Regions from separate parts of the Homo sapiens genome. Here regions 2, 3, 4 and 5 are each linked to region 1. A link is a contact called in ENCODE Hi-C or POLR2A ChIA-PET data. All regions are on one chromosome and are shown on one strand. Each heading gives the region's core, a stretch centred on a gene start or an enhancer-like site at or near the end of the contact. The rest is flanking DNA. Distances are from core to core; before and after follow the strand shown.

Region 1 (4,012 bases), core at 829-3,328:
CAAATGTCAGTTACAAACAGAAACGTAAAACATAAAGTCGCTAGAGAAAGCCATTTTAACGAGGACATTTGACCCAAAAGCTTAAGTAAAGCAAGTATTAACAAAACAAGAAAATGGATGTAAAGCAAACAGTAAACATTAAAAACTCCCTTTCAACCCAGTCTTTTTTGTTTAGATCTTGGAGTTGGGCCGGGCATGGTGGCTCACGCCTGTAATCCCAGCACTTTGGGATGCCGAGGCGGGCGGATCACCTAAGGTCAGGAGTTCGAGACCAGACTGACCAACATGGAGAAACCCCGTCTCTATTAAAAATACAAAACTAGCCGGGCATGGTGGTGCATGCCTGTAATCTCAGCTACTTGAGAGGCTGAGGCACGAGAATCGCTTGAACCCGACAGGCGGAGGTTGCGGTGAGCAGAGATAGTGCCATTGCATTCCAGCCTGGGCAACAAGAGTGAAATGCTGTCTCAAAAAAAAAAAAAAAAAAAAAAGATCTTGGAGCTCCAGCCAGGTTTTTTGTTCAACGAAACTTTTGTAAGGTTATTTAGGGGAATCACCAAACCGAAAAGTGCCAAAAACTCCGTTCCTCTTATCGGAAATCTCTCTCTAAAGCAGGTCAAACCTTCCAGAGCCCGCTGTCTGTTGTAGATTATCGCAGTTTGTTGATGTCCAAAAAGCTTTACTTATGCTATACGCTATCCCCCTACTGGTTTCACCCCTCATTGCTTAAGAACAAATTTCAAATGTCAACCAATTAAAATATTCGCAAGACCTCTGGCGTCCTTGAATTTACTTCCTGCCCGTGGAGCCAAAAACTGATTCTGAATTTCAGTGGCCTTTGTTCTACTGCGTGCCACTGTTAATATTAAAAGAACATGGCCTTCTGTCCAAATCCAGACACCCTCAAGCAAGAACATCTTGAAGCCAGTTTACATTTCCCAGTCGTTTTGAGGCGGTGGAAAAGTGGCAGAAACAGGTTCATTTTAAAAGGCTCTAAAAACTTTTCATTAGCCAAGCATTCCCAGCTTTCCCAAGGCAAGCTTTCCTTGCACTTGGGCAAAATAGACATTAAACTGCTCTGGAAAATAACCGCCCTGACCAGGCTATTGTGAAATTCCCTCCAGGGCGGCGGCTCCCACTGAGTGAGATCGAGCGCATACACAATTGTTGGGAAAGTCCACGTTCCCAACAACTTTCGAAAGGAAAAATGCCAGATCTTCTCAACAGTTCACCCCAAGAATTGAACTCTCAAGATCATTTTAAGCAAAGTTTACACGACGCTGAGGGCCCGCCACTGAAGCTCGCGGGTGGGCCTCTGGGGCTGCGGCTGCAGGGGGCGGCCAGAGTTGGCCAAGGGTTACTTCCGGTCTCTCAGGTCCATCGGGGTGCAGCTTGTACCGCTGTGGCCCAGGTCGCCCCTTTCTGGGAATCCGGGGCGGAGTTGCGGGTAGAAGGGGTTCGGGGGTTCGGAGCCGGGCGGAAACGGAAGCGGGGGCATTCCGCAAAGCCCGCGGTAAACAACCGAGATAAGGAACCTACAAAACTGAGTCAGGTTCCAGAAGCGCCCCCGCCATCCCCTGGCCACTGCCGGCCACCTGCAGTTTCCCGGAGCGCAGGGCTGTGAGGAGCGGCGCGGGGTGGGACGCGGGGCGCGGCGGCGCAGGGCCTGCTGCAATGCTGACTCAGGGCCGGGCGTCGGGGCTTGGGGTCTGGGACAGCTCCGGCGCCGCCAGCGCGGGGGTCGAGCGCGGGGCACGTACCGTCCTGTCGCGGCCGGACTCTCCTGCCGCTGCCACCTCAGCCTTCGCTCCCCTAGACGCCGGGAAGGCGCACCCAAGATGGAGGCAAAGAAACCGAAAGCCTGGAAGCGGACTTGGTGCTGGGCGATCGCTGTTCGCGGCGCTTCTCTCCTACACCTCCTCCCGTGGTCCTTGTTGTCTCAGCTGTCACTGGACAAAAGTCCAATAGCCGGCACTCACTGTGTGAGGCCGAGTCCCCACCCCTAGCTCCGGGAGTCCCTTTTAGTTGAGACTCGTCGGTGAGGCTGCAAGCTCGCTGTTTCCTGCTATGGCTTGTGTGACTGAGTATGCAGTAACCGGGGGTGGATGTCGACACAAGTTCCACGCGTTAGGAGTAAACACTGCGAGTGTTTTTTTTTTTCTTTCTTTCTTTCCTTCTTTTTTGAGACAGAGTCTCGCTCTGTGGCCCAGGCTGGAGTGCAGTGGCGCAATTTCAGCTCACTGCAACCTCCGCCTTCCTAGTTCAAGCGATTCTCTTGCCTCAGCCTCCCGAGTAGCTGGGACTACAGGCACGCGCCAGCACGCCCGCCTAATTTTTGTGTTTAGTAGAGACGGGGTTTCACTGTTGGCCAGAATGGTCTCGAACTCTTGACCTCGTGATCCGCCCGCCTCGGCCTCCCAAAGTGCTGGGATTACAGGCGTGAGCCACCACGCCCGGCGCGAGTGTTTACAATTGTTGTCTGGGAGTCATAGCAAACGTGAACACACTTTGTGGTTTTTTGTGTGTATGTTTTTGTTTGTTTTTTTTTGTTTTCCTTCTTGAGACAGGGTCTCGCGCTGTCGCCCAGGCTAGAAGGCAGTGGCGCCATCACAGCTCACTGCAGCCTGGATTTCCCGCTCTCAAACCATCCAGCCCTCAGCCTCCCAAGTAGCGGGGACCACAGGTGCAAGCCACCATGCCCGACTAATTTTTTTTTTTTTTTGTATTTTTAGTAGAGATGGGGTTTCACCATGTTGGCAAGGCTGGTCTCCAACTGCTGGCCTCAAGTGATCCTTGCCCGCCTCGGCCTCCCAAAGTGCTGGGATCACAGGCGTGAGCCACCGCGCCCCTCTACGTTTTTATTTATTCCTAATAACTACTTTATTGTGATTCTTAAAGAGCTTTAACTTTTCTTGAGATAATTTTAAACTCACAGGAAAGGTGAAGAATAATACCAAGAGAGACTAACAGCAGGACGGCATGAAGAGCTCGGGATTCACCCCTAGTGAAACTGAAAATTATTTAAAACAACAAACAACCATTAACCATTTAAAGCCTTTGAAATGGTCCTAAGGGCAAACAGCAAATGAAGAAACATCTGTTCCAAAAAATCTATGAAAACTCTTGGATCAGAATGTGAGAGTCAGTCTGTGGTATTTAAACCAAACCTCTCCCTTTGTTCAGCAAGAGACTCCACTCCAGACTGCTGCAACTCAGAACCTCTCTCTTCCCACAGCTCCCAGTCAGAGACCAGCATATCAGCATTTCTCATCTTGCCCCTAGCTACCTGATGCTGAAGGTAAATCCTGGGGGAGTGTGGTGGAGAGGTGGGAGATTCCTTCTTCCATCCAGAGGCTCTACCTTGGGTGGAGTGCTGAGACACCAGAGGAGACTTCAGCTCTTTTTCTCCATCACTTTCACCCCATATTCACCCCCAACCTTTTTTTTTAATCTCTCCATCTTCCCAAGATAGTTATATTCTGTTTGATTAATCTTCAGTATATATGCTATTATAATCATGTAAACGGTAGTCACAGCCAAGTTATGTACCAAACTATGATTACTTTTCCTTTCCCACACAACTTTTAGTTTTTTCTGGAGTTAATAATTGTCTTGTTTTGTTGGTTTTTCCATGTAATTCTATCCTAAACTCTGTCAGTTATCCAAGTTTGGTTTTTTGTTTGTTTTTGAGACAGGGTCTCACTCCAGGCTGGAGTGCAGTGACCCGATCACAGCTCACTGCAGCCTTAACCTCCCAGGTTCAAGTGATCCTTCTGCCTCAGCCTCCTGAGTAGCTAGGACTACAGGTCCTAGCATGCCACCATGCTAGGTGTGCCACTACAGGTGCCACCATGCCCAGCTAATTCTTTAAAAAAAAATTTGTGGCCCGGCGCAATGGCTTATGCCTGTAATCCCAGCACTTTGGGAGGCTGAGGCGGGTGGATCACGAGGTCAGGAGTTCAAGACCAGCCTGGCCCAGATAGTGAAACCCCATCTCTACTAAAAATACAAA
Region 2 (4,012 bases), core at 437-2,936, 4.9 Mb after region 1:
GGTGATAAGCTGGAGCTAAGGCAGAAGCAGGAAAATGCAAGACATGACAATATCCCTAGGAGGCTGGCTGGTTACAGCAGAGGTATTGTGACCAAGAGGACTGGCTTACAGTGGTGCCAGAGAGAGAAAAGTCTGTGTCTAGGTGTGAAGTGATCTGGGACTGGATTAGTGACGGGGAGTATGGGGTGAGTGTGAGAAGATTGCTAAAAGCTGGCAATTGATGAAATGTTGAAATTAAGGAGGTCCAAAGTTAAACACACAACCCCAAAACCACCATAATGATGTAATCCTGTGACCCCCAAGAGGTTACTAGTTTTGGTACTGGTGCTGAGACCTCTGGAATGCAACACCTATGCTCATGAAAGAAAAGATGGGAACAGTCTCATTGCTTACGGATTCTTATACCCCAGAAAAGTTAATTCCAGTGTGTGGCATTTTATTTTCATCCTAACTTTAGGCTTCTCTAGTCAGCCCAATTGTTAGCAACAAGAAATTAGATAGATGGAAGCAATATTCTCCATTTGACAAGGTTTAGGGGCAAGACATTATTAACCTGGGAGGAGGAGTTAACCTAAGTAACAACAAACAGACTTCATAAAAGGGCTGTGATGCATTCTATACCTTTATCTTGGGGAAAATGCAGTAGGAAAGGGAAACAGCTAGCTTCACAGGAATTTGCTTGGCTTACTGGGATAGAACAAGAAAACCTGTCCTTTATATGCTAACTGAACATTAAGTCTTTTGAAAGCAAGAGGACGACTCCACTCCCAGTATCCTTTCCCACGGAAGGGTTTTCTGCAATTATCGTAAATGTCCTCTGAAAGCAATCCTAGATTACATAACTAATCCCATATATGTATGAGTATGTGTGTATCCTATACATATAAACTAGGATTATATATCTATGTAAAACATTTGTGTCTTGCACAGAACTTTGAAAATTTCCACTGTCTTCAAAGGATAACAGATCTTGAGTAGGTTGCTGAGGGCTTTCATCTTTTTCCTTAGCACTATAAATGCAAAATCGGCTATTCAGCCTATTGGGACCCTCCCTACACTGCCTTCAGTCAGTGCCTCAGAAGGGACACCATTCGCGACAGCGGACGTTAGCAGTGGGGTCTAGGTTCCATAAATCCCCAACTGATGTTGACACTCCGAGGAACCTCTGCCAAGTTGTAGCAAACTGGGTTCTCCACTTACAGGGTACGTTCCGGTCCTAAGGAAGACTCTCAAGAAGAGTCAGAAAATAGGTCTTTGGTAGGCACTGAAGTTTGGTAACTAGTCGCAGGCAGCTGGGACGAATTTTGCGGCTTCCTTCTCCCCGGTCTCCGGATATTCACACCTCTCGAACTGACCTCTCTGAAGGTGGGAAGGAGTACACAGAGCAGTAGTTCCAGCCCCGCGCGCCCCCTCTGCAGCGCCGCCCCCTCCGCCCCTCCCTCGCGGCAGCCCGAGTGCGCCCCACCTGCGCCGCCACGCCGCCGCGCCTCCCCGCCCCGCCTCGGGCCAGCCAGGCGCCGCACCCTCTCACCGCCGGGCCCCGCCCCGCACACGCGCCCCCGGCCGGTGCCCCGCCCCTCCCGTCACGTGACAGACCCACCCTCCGCACCCGTTCCGATTGGCTCTCCCGACCTAGGGGGAGGGATCTGGCGAACGGCGATGCCCCAGACGCGGCTGCAGTTTTCAAACCGCGACTGCAAGCTTCGGTAGTCCTCTCCGCTGCTGTCGCCAGGAGTCACTTCACGAGAAGCCAGGTCACAACCGTCGGCCCTTGTCTGGAAAAGTAAAAGTGGATCCTGCCACGTTCGGAGCTCCCTGGCGCCTCGCCCGGCTGGAGCTAGAGAACTCGTCCTGTGGCGGCCCCCGGCGTGGGGCGGGACAGCGGCCCCCTGGAGGGGGCAGTCCCGGGAGAACCTGCGGCGGCCGGAGCGGTTAGTGTCCTGCGGGATTGGCGGGTTGGCTCGGGGCTGCGATGGAACCAGCCGCCTCGGTACAGAGACCTCATACGTGAGGAAGGAGGACCCGAGGAGGGTTTAGGCGGTACGGTCCGGCTGAGAGGGGCTTGGACTCCGCCGCCCCTGAGGTGGCTGATTGCTGCTGGCGCCTCTCCGCTTTGCGGCTGGAGTCCGGGTTCCCTGGGGCTCCGCGCGGGGGGCGGCCGGCGGTCCTCCCACCACCCTCCTCAGCCCGGGGCGCGTGTCTGTGTCTGTGCGTGTCCGTGTGTCCCCGTGCGCCCTCCACCCGGCCGGCCCCGGCTCTCCCCAGGTCGCGCCAGGCAGGGCCCCCTTCGCGGCGGGCCCGCGCGGGTCCCTTCCACAGCAAGGCCACGCGGTCCCCCTAGCCTCTCCCGAGTCCCAGCTGCGGCGTGGGCGCGTTCCCATCGGGACTCGTGGACGCGTCCTGCTCCCAGCTGCCTTTCGTCTAGAGAAAGTTCGTGTTCATCTTGTGGGACGTTTTCAGTTACTGCTTGGGAACAGTGTTTTAAAACCAGCGAGAGATCAAGACGGGCTACAGCTGTTTCCGTGATTTTCAGCGATCTGATTTTTGCTTTGATGCCTTGTGACCCACTTAGTGTGCACGACTCATCCTCAAACTATACCACTACTGGATGCCAACGATTTTTGACATTTACCCAGGCTCTTTGTTTTATTGTAGGGAAAAGCGTTTCATTTGAATTTCCTCCGAGGGAGAAGTAGAGACAAAGTTGAAAGAGGCTTTATAGCAGCTGGTAGCTGGCATTAGTTTCTGTCTGGACTAGAGGCACTCTGACATCAATTTGGAAATTGGAATTAAGAAAATACGTTTTTAAAATCGTAATACTTATCAGATTTCACTAATATTTAAACACATGAGGACTGTGTATCACATTCACCGATTGTTTTGTCGACGTAATGTTTACATCTGTGGTGCTAATGATAAGCAGAACCTTGCCAGGGACGTTTGACGTGGTGTGGCCACTTTACGTTTTCAAGTCTATGAGAATGTCTGCGCGGAGACAGCATAGCTCTGTAGAAATGAGTGGCAGCGTATGTAACCTGGCATTTTGAACCCAGGAGCACAATTTTATTAAAGGAAAATAAACCTACTTTCTCATTGATAACACTGTTTTTTAGTTTTATGGTGAACTGTTCGGAAGTAATTTTCAACAAGTGCTTATTTTATAAATATTAGACCGTGTACCCCTAGGATTGTGTATTTTTTAAGAAAACTGGTCCATAGAAGCGGTGCAAAAGTTTTAAACTCATCTGCCTCGGATCCTCCTCCTCTGAGCAGATGCTCAATTAAACTTTTTCTAGTATCTTAATAATTGGAGGTATTAATAGATGTTTTATTTTTGAGATACATATTGTACATTTTAGATCTTTTTTTTTTTCTAAAGTAGGGATCCAAAATTGAGGTGAAATATATTTGCTTACATGGCAAGACTTTTTAAAAGTAGAATTTCTGTAATTGAAGACCATCCTTTTTTGTGTGTGAATAGAATGGTTGCGGTTTCTCTTGGGATCATTGATTAGTGAATTACGATTTGGTTAAGATAGAATGCGTTTTTAGGAAGTTGGAGGTTTGACTAATCGCTGTGTTAGCATATGAGTAACAAATTTGAAGAAGATACAAGCATTTTTATGGCTGACGTTTCTAATCAGATAATTTTATTTTTAAGCTTGCTCTGTTTTACTTTTGTTAAGTGAACATTTTAACATGTTTTAAAGCTCTTTGATAATTATAAGGGAGAATTTCCTTATGAAAATATTTTTGCTTTAATTTTAGAGACACAAGAAGTCAAGGAATTCAGTTAATAACACTTTCACTTAATCGTTAAATTGCCTTAAAATTGCATGCATAGTATATTGTAATTCACATTTTCTGTATGTAAGATTGGCAGTTAAGAATAGTATTCTGGCCGGGCGCAGTGGCTCAAGCCTGTAATCCCAGCACTTTGGGAGGCCGAGGCGGGCGGATCATAAGGTCAGGCGTTCGAGACCAATATGGTGAAACCCCGTGTCTACTAAAA
Region 3 (4,012 bases), core at 407-2,906, 4.0 Mb after region 1:
CTTTGTTATGTGTAACTATAGGGTATGTTGAGAGAAAATGCATAACCAGAAGTTACTCGAATGTTTGGTGTTCACACTCTTCCACATGCATTAACCACAGAGTGAGTGACACGTCTTACTATGTCTACAAAAGGGACCTCCAGCTGCCACTGACCTGTTGTATGTCTTTGACGTTGTGTATTTCAGGATTCTGAGAAACGAACCCCTCTTCATGTGGCCGCATTTCTGGGAGATGCAGAGATCATTGAACTCCTGATTTTGTCAGGTAAATAACTGCTATACTCAAAAGTCAATTGCAAATAAAAATTTAAATAACCAATTTACTAGATTGACTACTACAGTGAACCCAAGCAAAATTCCTTTGTTATGTTCATGGAAGTTTATGTGATAGGCGATTTTATCATTACACAAAGAAAAATGCAAGAAGTTGTTCTTATTGAAAAATGACTTCTCCAGTAACATTTTTATCTTGCTTTGAAAGTCTGATTCCTGGCTGTCTAGTCAGGCCCAGCATTGTAGATGAATTCAGTACATTTGGATATATTTTGATTTTTTTATTATACAAAAGGAAATAAAACTAGTTTAAAGTCTACATGAACATACACCTATACACACTATGTATAGTGAGTATATATACACACTATGTATAGTGAGTATATATACACACTACATAAACATGCTACATAAACACTATGTATAGCATGTATACACTATATACTCTCTCTCTATATATACATGCTATATAAACACTATGTATAGCATGTATACACTATATATGCTATTATATATGCACACTGTATATATGCCATATATATATGCACACCCTAGATTTATATGCCAACTAAATGTGTTTGTATATTTATATATATTTAAGTTGGGCTGCAAAACAATACTGTTATACTTATGGATACATGACTGTGACTATGTGATGAAAGCATAAAAACATGGAAGGCAAGGAACCATATTGATTTCTGGTTAGTGGTTACCTCTAAGTAGGCAGGTTAAGTAAAAAATGTCTTCAGGGAAGGCTATAAAAGAACTACTACAACTCTCTGTAAAATATTTTATGTTTAAAAATTTAGAAGGGAGTATAGCAAACATTTAAATCTGATTTGTGTTTATACTGGTCTTTGTGATGCTATTGTCTTTATTTTTCAATGTATTTTAAATATTTCATCAGATTTAAAAATGCCAGTGGTTTAATTTTTGGAAACCTGTATGCTCAGTATATCTCACCAAACAGGTTTCCAAAACCATTATATGCTTTCTCCCTTGAGTGTTTACTAGACAAATCCTGGAATGAATTGAGCATGTGCAGATGTCTCACTGTAGATTATTCACAGACAAGCTGTCTTTCTTCTTCCTCTTTTATGTTTGGGAGATTAACATCTAGAGGAAGTGCCACTGCCTACAGACTAGTCAAAAGGCCTATAGTAAGTTTTCGCCTTTGTTTGCAGTAAGGAAAGGGGAACTGTAGCATCTTAAAGTAAGCTCTGCAGAGGTAGGAGCTGAGACATGCATTCAAGCAGATGTGGTGAACACTGTGGACAAGAAACAAGAATTGTGCTGTGATGCATAAGCAACACGGCCCTTATTTTGTTGTGTTCATGTTCTTGAGGTGGGTTTCCCCAGGAAACAAGTGTTCTGTGCCTCAAAACACGTGTGCCCCACGCTCCTGATGGTCACATGGAGCTTAGGTTAGATTTCACATGGCATTTCTTGTGCTTTTGAGAATAGGCCTTTCTTCCAACAAATCTAAAGATGTCCCAGGGCCATGTTCCAAACAAATGTGTATTGTTTGGTGTTGGCACAGACTAAGGGCCAATGCACACCTGGCTGGTTGCCCTGGCAATTGCAATTTGGCCCGTGGAAAATTGTAGGCAGAATCAGTGGAGGTATAAAATAAAGAACTTTGTGGTATGACATCTATTGGTCCCCATCAGCTATACCCGCCTCTTTTTTATTTTGTATTTTATTTTATTTATTTATTTATTTATTTTTGAGACGGAGTCTTGCTCTGTAGCCCAGGCTGGAGTGCAGTGGCGTGATCTCAGCTCACTGCAACCTCTGCCTCTTGGGTTCAAGCGATTCTTCTGCCTCAGCCTTCCGAGTAGCTGGGACCACAGGCGCGTGCCACCACGCCTGGCTAATTTTTTGTATTTTTAGTAGAGATGGGGTTTCACCATGTTAGCCAGGATAGTCTCGATCTCCTGACCTTGTGATCCGCCTGCCTTGGCCTCCCAAAGTGCTGGGATTACAGGTGTGAGCCACCGTGCCCAGCCCACCCACCTCTTAAATGTTGTATTAATAGACCTCTCAGAGTCTCAGAGGAATGTTTCATGAATGTACAAATTCAGAACTTTGTCTTATATGCCAACTTTGTGTTGTTGTTGTTGTTTCTACATCTGAAAGGGGAGATTTTAATTCTGCAGCATGAAGTCAACCAGTCTCTTTTTTTTCTTGTATCTGGGGCCAGTGATTGTTTGACAAACATGGTTTCACATCACCTTCACAAGGGCATAGAATCCACCAGCCTCTCTTCAACTCTGGCTGATTTAGTAGAGCTGGGAGAAGCTGTTGCATATATTTTAATCTATTCACTTGTTTGGTCTTGGAATTTCTGAGCTCTTAATCTCTTTAGCATAATTTTGGTTCAATGTGCTATGGAAAATTTCCTCCTCCCTCTCATCAAATTAAGAAGACTTAGGGCATGGGGAGCATTGGGAAAGTTTTCTTTTTTAGCAATTTTATTTACCTGTGGAAGCTGAGGCAAACTCTTGGAATTCACTTGACTTTTATTTTCCCAAAAAGTCCTTTACTCAATTTATATATTAAGTTCATAATATTGCAAGAGCATGATGATTTTATCTCTGAGCTTGTGTCTGGCAGCTGAGCCTTTAGGGAATCCAACCAAACTGTTTCCTAATTTAATAATGAATGAGGTGCTAATGATTACCATGTTGGACAAATAATTCGGCCTTGCCAGAACAGCCCATTATAGCTGTGTTCTCCATTGTTGTATTAACCTACAGAGCATGGTGTAACCCAAGCTTGCTAAATTCCTGCTGGCATTATCTCCTGTTAGCCAGGTGGATAGAACCCTGAATGCCTCTGAGCAGACAGGGAAGACAAGGTCTTGGCGAAGAATTCAGCCCTTGGAAATTTCACTTTCTTACAACTGCCAGTCCAGGGTCTGGCTTTATTTCCCTCCTGACTCTAGCTTCTGTTTGGGAACTGGTCGAATCTGGATTAAGTCAGAGAGATCAGTGAGAACCAATCAGTGGCTAAGAGTTAAGATACTGGGGTTGAGATATAGAAAGCAGAGTGCACAGAAAAAGGACCACAGTAGAAATATCTTACAAAGGCTAGGTGTGGTGGCTTAAGCCTATAATCCCAACACTTTGGGAGGCTGAGGTGGGAGGATCACTTGAGGTCAGGAGTTCAAGACCAGCCTGGCCAACATGATGAAACCCATCTCTACTAAAATTACAAAAATTAGCTGAATGTGGTGGTGGGTGCCTGTAATCCCAGCTACTCAGGAGGCTGAGGCAGGAGAATCACTTGAGCCTGGGAGGCAGAGGTTGCAGTGAGCTGAGATCGCACCACTGTACTCCAGCCTGGGTGACAGAGTAAGACTCCATCTCCACTATTCACAATAGCAAAGACTTGGAACCAACCCAAATGTCCAACAATGATAGACTGGATTAAGAAAATGTGGCACATATACACCATGGAATACTATGCAGCCATAAAAAATGACGTGTTCATGTCCTTTGTAGGGACATGGATGAAATTGGAAATCATCATTCTCAGTAAACTATTGCAAGAACAAAAAACCAAACACCGCATGTTCTGACTCATAGGTGGGAATTGAACAGTGAGAACACATGGACACAGGAAGGGGAACATCACACTCTGGGGACTGTTGTGGGGTGGGGGGAGGGGGGAGGGATAGCATTAGGAGATATATCTAATGCTAAATGACGAGTTAATGGGTGTCGCACACCAGCAT
Region 4 (4,012 bases), core at 771-3,270, 3.8 Mb after region 1:
TCCTTTAATTTTTCCTTTATTGTACAATTAGGACAATATATTGTTGCTGGTTTTTTTTTTTTTGAAATTTGTATTGGTAGGTAATATTATCCACAAATTACCTTTCAGGATAGTAAGGGGAGTGTTAAAGATACTAGTTACAAAAAGAGGATGATGGTCTGATTGGGTGGAGAACTGCTGCCTCCTCACTTTGGCCCCAGGAACTTAGGTGCAGGCATGTCCGCGATGAATCAAATTGGATCTTGAGTGAATCTTCCAAATTAAGTCATTTGTTATCACTCTTCTGAAAGATGGCTCTATTTAAGTAGAGAATGCAGGGTCCTATTCAGTTTACTTACAAAGCCATGCAGGGTGTTCAGTAAATAGACATACCAATAACAGCAGTGAAGAACTGACTCATAGATGCAACATAAACAATCTGTTGTATGTCTGAGAAAGGCCTTAGAATTTTTTGTTTGTTTGTTTCCATGCAACATTGATAACAGAGGAGTGGAAGCCAGGAACAAAGTTCCTTGGTTCTTCTTGTCTGCATGATCTGAATTATAATCTATAAGACTAATAAAGGTAAATTTGAGATTTAGCTGCTTCGACAACCAGAGTGGCTGGATGGTAAATGTGAGGATATTAATGCTCCTTTCTCTCCTGTCTCATGTGGAATCTTTGGGGGAGGTTCTAAGAGTAGGGAGGAAGAATGGACATTTGGTTTGTGAATATACAGTAGAGGCAGATGTTTGGTCTTGACCAAAGAATTCTGTAGCTCTAGTTTGCTCTTCAAAGCTGTTCAATGCTGCCCTACAGGTTTGCTCTATGGCCTGCCAGGGGCACATGGGGCTGCCTGGGAGCACTTCCTCTCCACTTGCTTACTTAATTCTCCCTTCTCCAGATCTCAACTCCTGTCACTTTCTCAGGGAAGCCTGCCCTCACCCACCAGTCTGGTCTGATTCCTTTGTTGTGGGTTCACTTCAGAAGCATGTTTTCCCTTGAGATCCCTTATCTCAGTTTGTAATTACATTCATTAGCAGAGACTATGCGGTTTATGTTGGCATCTTCTGAGAGCAGGTTATCTTATTTATGCTCTCCGTTTATTCCCGTGCCTAGCCAGTGCCTGACAAGGTAGGGACTCAGTACATAGCTGTTCAATGAATAAGTGTTTGCTCCAAATTCCAGAACTATCAACAGCTACTATGCTTACGAATATGCCCGTTGTATCTGTAGCCCATGGTGTTTGACAGCTGTCTTCTATTTGTTGAAGAGCTTGGTAACTTGGGATTTTGTAGAGATCAGTAAGGACTGGTGGGAACACCCAAAAGACCCATCAACTCGGTGATTTAGGACTGCTTTGCTTCTCCAGGAACTCCACTCCACCCCCACCAGCAAAAACCAAACCCAGGGTGTTTGAATTTAACAATAGTATGTGTGTGTGCATATGTGTGTGTGTGTTTAGCTGGAAAGTGGCTGGAGAACAAGGTGGAAGGGCCAGAGCTTCTGTTCCCTCCACCCATAAATGTTTGGCAAACACCCTGTAAAGAATCACAATGTGTCCGCTGCCTCCTGGCATTAAACAAAGGGAGCATCATAATTGCGGTCCCTGGGATCTTCGGGGCGCTGCCACCACCTGATTCTGGGTTAGGGGAAGGGGGCGTAACCCCATCTCCCCGGTTAAAGTGGACGGCATGTGAGTGAGAGCCTTTCCTGCCCCCTCGGGGTGTGTCCCCGCGGGCTTCCCCACCCATATGTGTGAGACCCGTCAGGGAGGCCCGCGATCCGCCCAGGGCCCGGGGCCGGCCCGGCCGGGCGCCGCGTGCAGGTGCGGAAGGCAGGCGGCGGCCCGGTGCGGGCGCGGGGGCAGCGCCGGGGGCCGGGCTGCGCGGCTCGGCTGCGGGCGGCAGGAGGCAGCGTCGGCCCAGGCGGCGGGCGGCGAGCGAGCCAGCGCGCGGTGATGTCAGTGGCGGCCCGGCTGGCAGCAGCCGGTACTTCCTGTGGAAAGGCGGGCGGGCTCGGCTGCAAACCCCACTAGCCAGTGTCAGCCTCTCGGCGGGAGGAGGCGGCGGCGGAGGAGGAGCAGGGGGAGGGCTGTCAAATTCGGGAGCCAGATTTTTTCCCTTCTCCTGGCAATCCCTTCCGCTTCCCCGGCTCCCGGCGTGACATCTGCGGGCCGGGGACCTGCATGTGTGTGCGCGCGAAGGAGCGGAAGAATGGCAGTGCTCAAACTCACCGACCAGGTAGCGGGCGGCGGCGCCGGCGGGCGGGACGCGCGGGCGCGGGGCGGCGCGGAGCCCGGCGGGGGGATGGGGGCGCGGCTGGAGCGCGCCCGCGAGCTGTTTACTCGCGGCGAAGGGGAGGACTGTGTGCGGCCGCCGGTGCCTCCGAGAGCCCGCGGCGGCAGCTCCCCTCCGCCGCGCCGTCCCCGCCCTGGGCCGTCGGAACTGCGCGCCCGAGTCTGGGGCAGGGCCCGTGGGCGCTGGGCAGCCGGCGTGCGGGAGTGCGGCGGCCGCGGGCCCGGCGGGGCTGGGGAGGGGGCCGGGGGCTCGAGGTGCTCTCGGGACTCGCACCGCGCCGCGTTGCGTGGGCGCCGCCGGCCCGGGCCCCGGGGAGGAGGACGCTGCACGAAGAGGGAGAAAGGATCGCAGACTGGGACCCCTCCCCAAACCTAGCAGGAGTCCTGCCCAGAATGCGGCTCTTGTGTGGCCGGGCTGTCTTTATTTATCCGTTGGATGTGACATCCGACTTCCTCTTTAGTTGCGCCAGGCTGTGTGCGTGGTGCGGGATGGGGACCCCTGGAGACCGCCCTTTCGGATCGGGCCGGTCCCTCTGAGGAGGAGGTGAAGTCGGCTCGGAGCCTCCACTCACAGGCGGTGGGCTACGGTCTGCCTGTGTCTACCAGCTTTGTTGGCTTTCCTTGCTGAGACACCACACAGGGCAGCTCTGGAGTCCTGGCTTGGAGAGGTGGGGTTATTTGCTGAATCGGATTGACAGTCCTCGCCGCAGGTCTGTGGAATGGTAACAGCCACCTTCGCGGACTCTGCTGCTCTTACATTGACACTAACAGGCACCAAACCAAGTTGCATGACAAAACTCTTTGCAGCTCTTTCCACGAAAAAAGGAAACGGCTTGCTACCCCCACCCCCGTTTATTCGTGGGTAGTGAAAGGAACTTTGTTTTGGGGTCCTGGTAGGCAGAGAGGCAATCTTGACTTTGACTACAGGGTCAGACTTGCCAGCCCTTGGTATTAAATACCTCAAACTTGTCCATGGGTTGCATCTGCTGCCTTGCGTTCTCCAGTTAGTATCCAGCCAGAACATCTTGCAACTGAAGTGCAGTCCGTCACCACAATGATTTGCAATGATTTGTTCTCCTGCCTTTTAGATTCAATTTTTTTAGCTTGTTTTTCCTAAATATTTACAGGTGTTTGGCGGGGTTGGTGATGGGGAAATCACTGAGTTAAAATTCATGTTATTGTTAAATTTAGTAAGAAGAGCAGCTGGTACTTGTGATGAATGTATTTGTTCTCATTGGTTCCAGAGCATTTAAAAGTGTAAGTTGATATCAGGATTTCCTTCACCTTTTGGTCACATACTTTGCCAACTGTTAGACATTTGCGTATTTTAAATCCTACAGTTTTAGCGTGTCTTGGGCCTGTCATCTTTGCTAGTACACGTTGCTGTACTTGTCTGTTAATCCCTAGATCTTCAAAGTACAAAGAATGGTTCTAATAGGTATTGTTATCACATATAAGAAAGAACATCACATAGAAGTTTAGAGTTGTAAGGACTCTAAGGATGATCTAGCCCAAACCCTTCATTTTCTAAATGACAAAACAGATCTGGAGAAGTGAAGCAAGTCTTCCTCAAAGAATGCCAGCTATAGGCCTGCAGGACTGGGACTAGCTCTTGTCTTCTGCCTTCCAGGTGCTTGTACTTTCTGCTACAGTTGGTATAGGATAGCTCCATCATCTCATTGGATGTGTTGTAAGGGTTACAAGAAAACATCTCTTCCTAGATCAAGATCAACC
Region 5 (4,012 bases), core at 1,001-3,500, 3.6 Mb after region 1:
CTTGGGGGCAACAAGAGAGAAACTCTGTCTCAAGAAAAAAACAAAAAAAAGAAAGAAAGAAAGAAAAAGAAAAAAGAAAACCAACTATGTGCCTATATTCCAGTCTAACCAACTTTTTTTTTAATGTAGGAAGATACTCCACCTACTCTCCTATAGTTTTTTGTTTGTTTGTTTGAGACCGAGTTTTGCTCTTGTTACCCAGGCTGGAGTGCAATGGCGCGATTCCGGCTCACTGCAACCTCCGCCTCCCGGGTTCAAGCGATTCTCCTGCCTCAGCCTACCGAGTGGCTGGGATTACAGGCGCCCGCCACCACGCCCAGCTAATTTTTTGTATTTTTAGTAGAGACGGGGTTTCACCGTGTTGGCCAGGCTGGTCTTGAACTCCTGAACTCAGATGATCCGCCTGCCTCCACCTCCCAAAGTGCTGGGATTACAGGCGTGAGCCACCGCACCCAGCCCTCTATTATAGTTTTTAATTTTTTTTCTTTTGACCCAATAGGGAAGGAGATACGGTTCTAAATATATCATTTTAGAACAGATCCATTTCACTAAACGAAATTCATGTGATAAACAAGATAGGACAAACTACGGCGTAAGCAGTCTTTTTCATTTTTTATCCTTTTTCTGTTATATTTTATCTAACAACCTTGATCCATGACAATGTGAAAAAAAAAGACAATAAGTTTTCTTCTATGTGACTTACAGCAACATAGCAAGTATGTTACGATATTAAATATTTTATTTTCTAACCTTTCAAAATTAAGAACTTATGAATAAATGAGATGACTCTCAGAATATGAACAGAAAAGTCTACTTCTGAACATAAAAATGTAATCAGAAACAATGTTTCCACAGAATAAGATGTAAAGGTATCTGAGAAAAGAGCATGAGGAAGAAAAGTGTGGAAACGGTAAAAAGCAAGCATATGTAACGGATAAATTTCCAGTAGTATGAAAACAAAACTGTCAGTAGGAATAACTGACAGCTTAATGTGACTCCAAAATAAGACTTTAAAATTTTCTCTGAAATTCAGCACTAGAAGCAGCTTGTTAAAGAGAACAGGTCACCAGTGAATTAAGAATCAGGAGACTATGTATCCTTGGGCAAATCCACTTAATTCTCTTGGGCTTCAGTTTCCTTATCTGTAACATGAATCTGGGGAGGTAATCAATACCTGTATGCCCCCTTCGAAAGGTGTTCTTTCCATAATTCTGTATAAGAAATTAAAATCTATTCTCAGACATACAATCATAGCTCCACGATTGTTTTGTTTCAATTTTCATTTGCATCACTTTTTAACATTTTATAAACACATCTCTTCCGATTTCAGAGCATCTAGTCTATAGCAAGCCATTTCGGCTAGCAATTAATCAGTTCAAGTCTGGATGCCAATTTTATTTATTTATTTTTAATGTGAGGCATCCCATCTTTTCCAAACCCTAAGAAACAATGCCTAATCAAGCACCAATTTACCACACATAATGCCCTACAAAAAAGCTGACAAAATTATAATCAGTTCATTCTCTGACTATGCTTCACGCATATTAGCAAGGAATGACATCTAACAAGTCACAACTTAGTGATGAAAACTTGCTGGACCAGAGAACAGCTCCAGGGAAAGCGGCAGGGAGAGGTGGTCAAAGGGAAACAAGGAGGAGAATATCGGCACCCGGATCCGGCTAGACAAGCTGGATGGCAGGAAACGGGTAGGTACTTCCCAGGCCAGGTAGGAACTGGACGCCGGGTCGAGGTAGGCTGTGTTTACACCCCCTCCCACCTCAGCGGCCCCGACCTTCAGGAAACCCCGGGGGTCTCCACCAGGCTGGTCGCGCCCCTCCAATGCTAGTCAGCTGGGGCTCAGGGGCAAGGCGAGAAGAAGCCGTTGCTGCTGACAGGCTCGCAGCCCAGGGCTTCGGCAGGCAGGTACCACCAGCAGACCCCACCCGCCCCTCACGCCTACCCCTGGGTCGGAGCTCCGCAGGCCTCACGGCGGCCGCCACCGCCTCAGCCAAATTGAGGGGCTGCAGCTCCGGAAGAGCAGGCCGGGCACCAGTGCCCCAGCCCGCCCGCCTGCCGCCTCGGCCCAACCTCCCCGCAGTGGCGGCCAGCTTCCGGGCGCAGCACTGCTCGGCACCTAGTTGCCCGACAAGAAAAGTGCAGACATGGTACCTGCGCCTTGGTGCCCGGCCTGTTCCGCCTCAGCACTGCCGTCCCCTCCGCCATGACCATAGTGCCAGCGTCTAGGCGGCTGGAGTCGGTACCCGGATGTAGGGACGGCAGCCTGCGCGGGGGGCGGGGCAGAGCGGCGCTCTGCGTCTGGGAGGAGGAGCGGCAGCTGACGGAACAGCTGCAGCCTGCGCCGGGAGCCGTCCGGGTAGAAGCGGGCTAGGCGGAGGGAGAGGGCGAACGAGGAACAGCCGGACGGCGTCGGGTGGCTACTGGCAGGGACTGAGGCACCGGAAGGCGGGCGCCACGAGCCTCTTTGCGAGGGCTGCGGGGCGGTTTGAAAGGTCGTGATCGCAGCGACCGCTGCGGCAGTGTGCACGGCTGCGTTGCACGTTGGTATGGGCTCTCGTTAGTTACACGGGAAGAACGAACTTCGTATAGTGGCGACCGTTTCAGTAAACCCACCTGCAAGCAAATACTTAGAGAACCGTAATTCTGTCCCAGAAGCCACCTAAGGAATCAGGGTAGAAAACAGGCCAGCAGTCTTGGCAAATTCTATAGAACCTGCGTGAAATCGACCCAATCTGAAATCAGACGGGGGATTTGAGTGTCAGTGTTATTTACGCCATCCGGCGACTTCAAAGCCAAGGACTTTTTCAATGACAAGTTTGTTTACGTAGATAAAAGACGCAGATGTCAATTATGTGAGATGAAGAGTGGACATCTGGTTTTGTGCGTTAGGCAGACAGATTTAGCTCGTGTTTTTCAAGTCAGAAGCAGGAGGAGGAAATTAGTAGTCCTTGACAGGTGGTGAGGGTTTTACATCTTACAGGATTCCACATTTCCTTTGTTGCAAATTTTAAGTGTTCTCTCTTAAGAAACCACAGCATTTTCGCAAACTTTTTTTCCTGCTTAGAAACCTTGAATCTTTTATCTGGGGTGAGGGAGGCCTTGGGATAGCAGATGGGAAGACAGTTCAAAAAGTAAAAAACGCATACAGTAGCATGATTTCCAAAAGAAGAAAACATCAAGTGTCCCTAGATAGAAGGTGTATTGAGAATGCTGAGGGAAGGGCCATGTAACAGCTTCCAGAAATGGAATTTGAGAGGAGAGGAGAGGTTGAGTGGGTCTCTAGCTGAGTAATTGTCAGTGACTTAGAACTAGGCATTGAAGGGTTTAACAACAGGAAGTTGGTTCTCTCTGGAAGATGTATTGACTGGTAACTCTTCAAGAATAGGGACTTAATTTTGCCCTCCCAGAACCAGCGTCTACATATGAAAAGATTATTCGTTCAACAGATACTCATTAAGCCCCACTATATGGTAGGCACTAATGTACAAGTATGATAAGGCTCAGTCCTTCACTACAAATTGCCTTGACTCCAGCAACAGAGACGTGCAAATCACAAATTCTTATACAGGTTAAGTACCCCTCATCTTAAAGTTTGGGACCAAAACACTTTCAGATTTCTGATTATTTTGGATTTTAGAATATTTGCATATACATAATGAGATTTCTTGGGGATGGAACCTAAGTTTAAATGTGAAATGCATTTGTTTCCTATACACCTTACACACATAGCCTGAAGTTACTTTTATACAATACTTTAAATAGGCCGGGAGCGGTGGCTCACACCTGTAATCCCAGCACTTTGGGAGGCTGAGGGGGGCAGATCACTTGAGGTCAGGAGTTCCAGACCAGCCTGGCCAACATGGTGAAATCCCATCACTACTAAAAATACAAAAATTAGCCAGGCGTGGCGGCAGGCGCCTATAAAACTTCAAATAATTTTGTGCGTGAAACAAAGTTTTGACTGCAACCGGTCACAGAAGGTCAGGTATGGAAT

The links. A loop is a pair of places that touch in the nucleus more often than their neighbours do. ChIA-PET counts read pairs that join two places held with the same protein, here RNA polymerase II (POLR2A). Pooled maps may share reads with other maps.
Region 2: a pooled map shows a loop between it and region 1 (3-fold over the local background). The contact joins the promoter of STK17B here to the promoter of CFLAR in region 1. A Hi-C loop is called at or near these places in 1 of 168 maps with a recorded cell type or tissue (OCI-LY7), 2 of 37 single-sample maps with no recorded cell type and 14 of 50 pooled maps. POLR2A ChIA-PET finds 5 or more read pairs at or near these places in 1 of 52 experiments (activated naive CD4-positive, alpha-beta T cell).
Region 3: a loop to region 1 is called in a map with no recorded cell type, with 8 times the contacts of the local background. The contact joins the enhancer-like site here to the promoter of CFLAR in region 1. A Hi-C loop is called at or near these places in 1 of 168 maps with a recorded cell type or tissue (OCI-LY7), 2 of 37 single-sample maps with no recorded cell type and 2 of 50 pooled maps.
Region 4: a pooled map shows a loop between it and region 1 (5-fold over the local background). The contact joins the promoter of ANKRD44 here to the promoter of CFLAR in region 1. A Hi-C loop is called at or near these places in 1 of 168 maps with a recorded cell type or tissue (OCI-LY7), 1 of 37 single-sample maps with no recorded cell type and 9 of 50 pooled maps.
Region 5: a loop to region 1 is called in a map with no recorded cell type, with 9 times the contacts of the local background. The contact joins the promoter of MOB4 here to the promoter of CFLAR in region 1. A Hi-C loop is called at or near these places in 2 of 37 single-sample maps with no recorded cell type and 9 of 50 pooled maps. POLR2A ChIA-PET finds 5 or more read pairs at or near these places in 1 of 52 experiments (GM12878).

Annotation. Positions count from the first base shown.
Region 1 is chr2:201,114,230-201,118,241 of GRCh38, reverse strand. It overlaps CFLAR (CASP8 and FADD like apoptosis regulator), which reads right to left and starts at 2,078. Exons shown (of 10, transcript NM_003879.7): 1 at 1,761-2,078. LOC105373836 (a long non-coding RNA gene) reads left to right here and starts at 1,558. Exons shown (of 3, transcript XR_923785.3): 1 at 1,558-3,298. RefSeq lists enhancers at 143-192, 1,833-2,092 and a silencer at 1,593-1,802.
Region 2 is chr2:196,169,252-196,173,263 of GRCh38, reverse strand. It overlaps STK17B (serine/threonine kinase 17b), which reads left to right and starts at 1,686. Exons shown (of 8, transcript NM_004226.4): 1 at 1,686-1,931. LOC101927454 (a long non-coding RNA gene) reads right to left here and starts at 1,725. Exons shown (of 2, transcript XR_923737.2): 1 at 1,633-1,725; 2 at 416-1,359. RefSeq lists silencers at 1,391-1,620, 2,141-2,360.
Region 3 is chr2:197,143,280-197,147,291 of GRCh38, reverse strand. ANKRD44 (ankyrin repeat domain 44) reads left to right here. Exons shown (of 28, transcript NM_001195144.2): 3 at 187-265. Among named protein-coding and RNA genes, the nearest start is that of ANKRD44-AS1, 53 kb to the left of the region's middle. RefSeq lists an enhancer at 1,525-1,684. Within about 2 kb of position 1,656, at least 8 of the 41 ENCODE cell types and tissues checked have a DNase peak (open chromatin) inside an H3K27ac peak, as active enhancers do; they include OCI-LY7, where a contact is called at or near this core.
Region 4 is chr2:197,308,788-197,312,799 of GRCh38, reverse strand. ANKRD44 (ankyrin repeat domain 44) reads left to right here and starts at 2,020. Exons shown (of 28, transcript NM_001195144.2): 1 at 2,020-2,222. The coding sequence starts at 2,196. ANKRD44-DT (ANKRD44 divergent transcript) reads right to left here and starts at 1,734. Exons shown (of 4, transcript XR_923750.3): 1 at 102-1,734. RefSeq lists silencers at 1,705-1,784, 1,795-2,114, 2,165-2,544 and enhancers at 2,668-3,169, 3,621-3,680.
Region 5 is chr2:197,514,304-197,518,315 of GRCh38, reverse strand. MOB4 (MOB family member 4, phocein) reads right to left here and starts at 2,250. Exons shown (of 8, transcript NM_015387.5): 1 at 2,170-2,250. The coding sequence starts at 2,229. All of the region lies in intron 2 of HSPE1-MOB4 (HSPE1-MOB4 readthrough), which reads right to left. RefSeq lists a silencer at 2,192-2,411.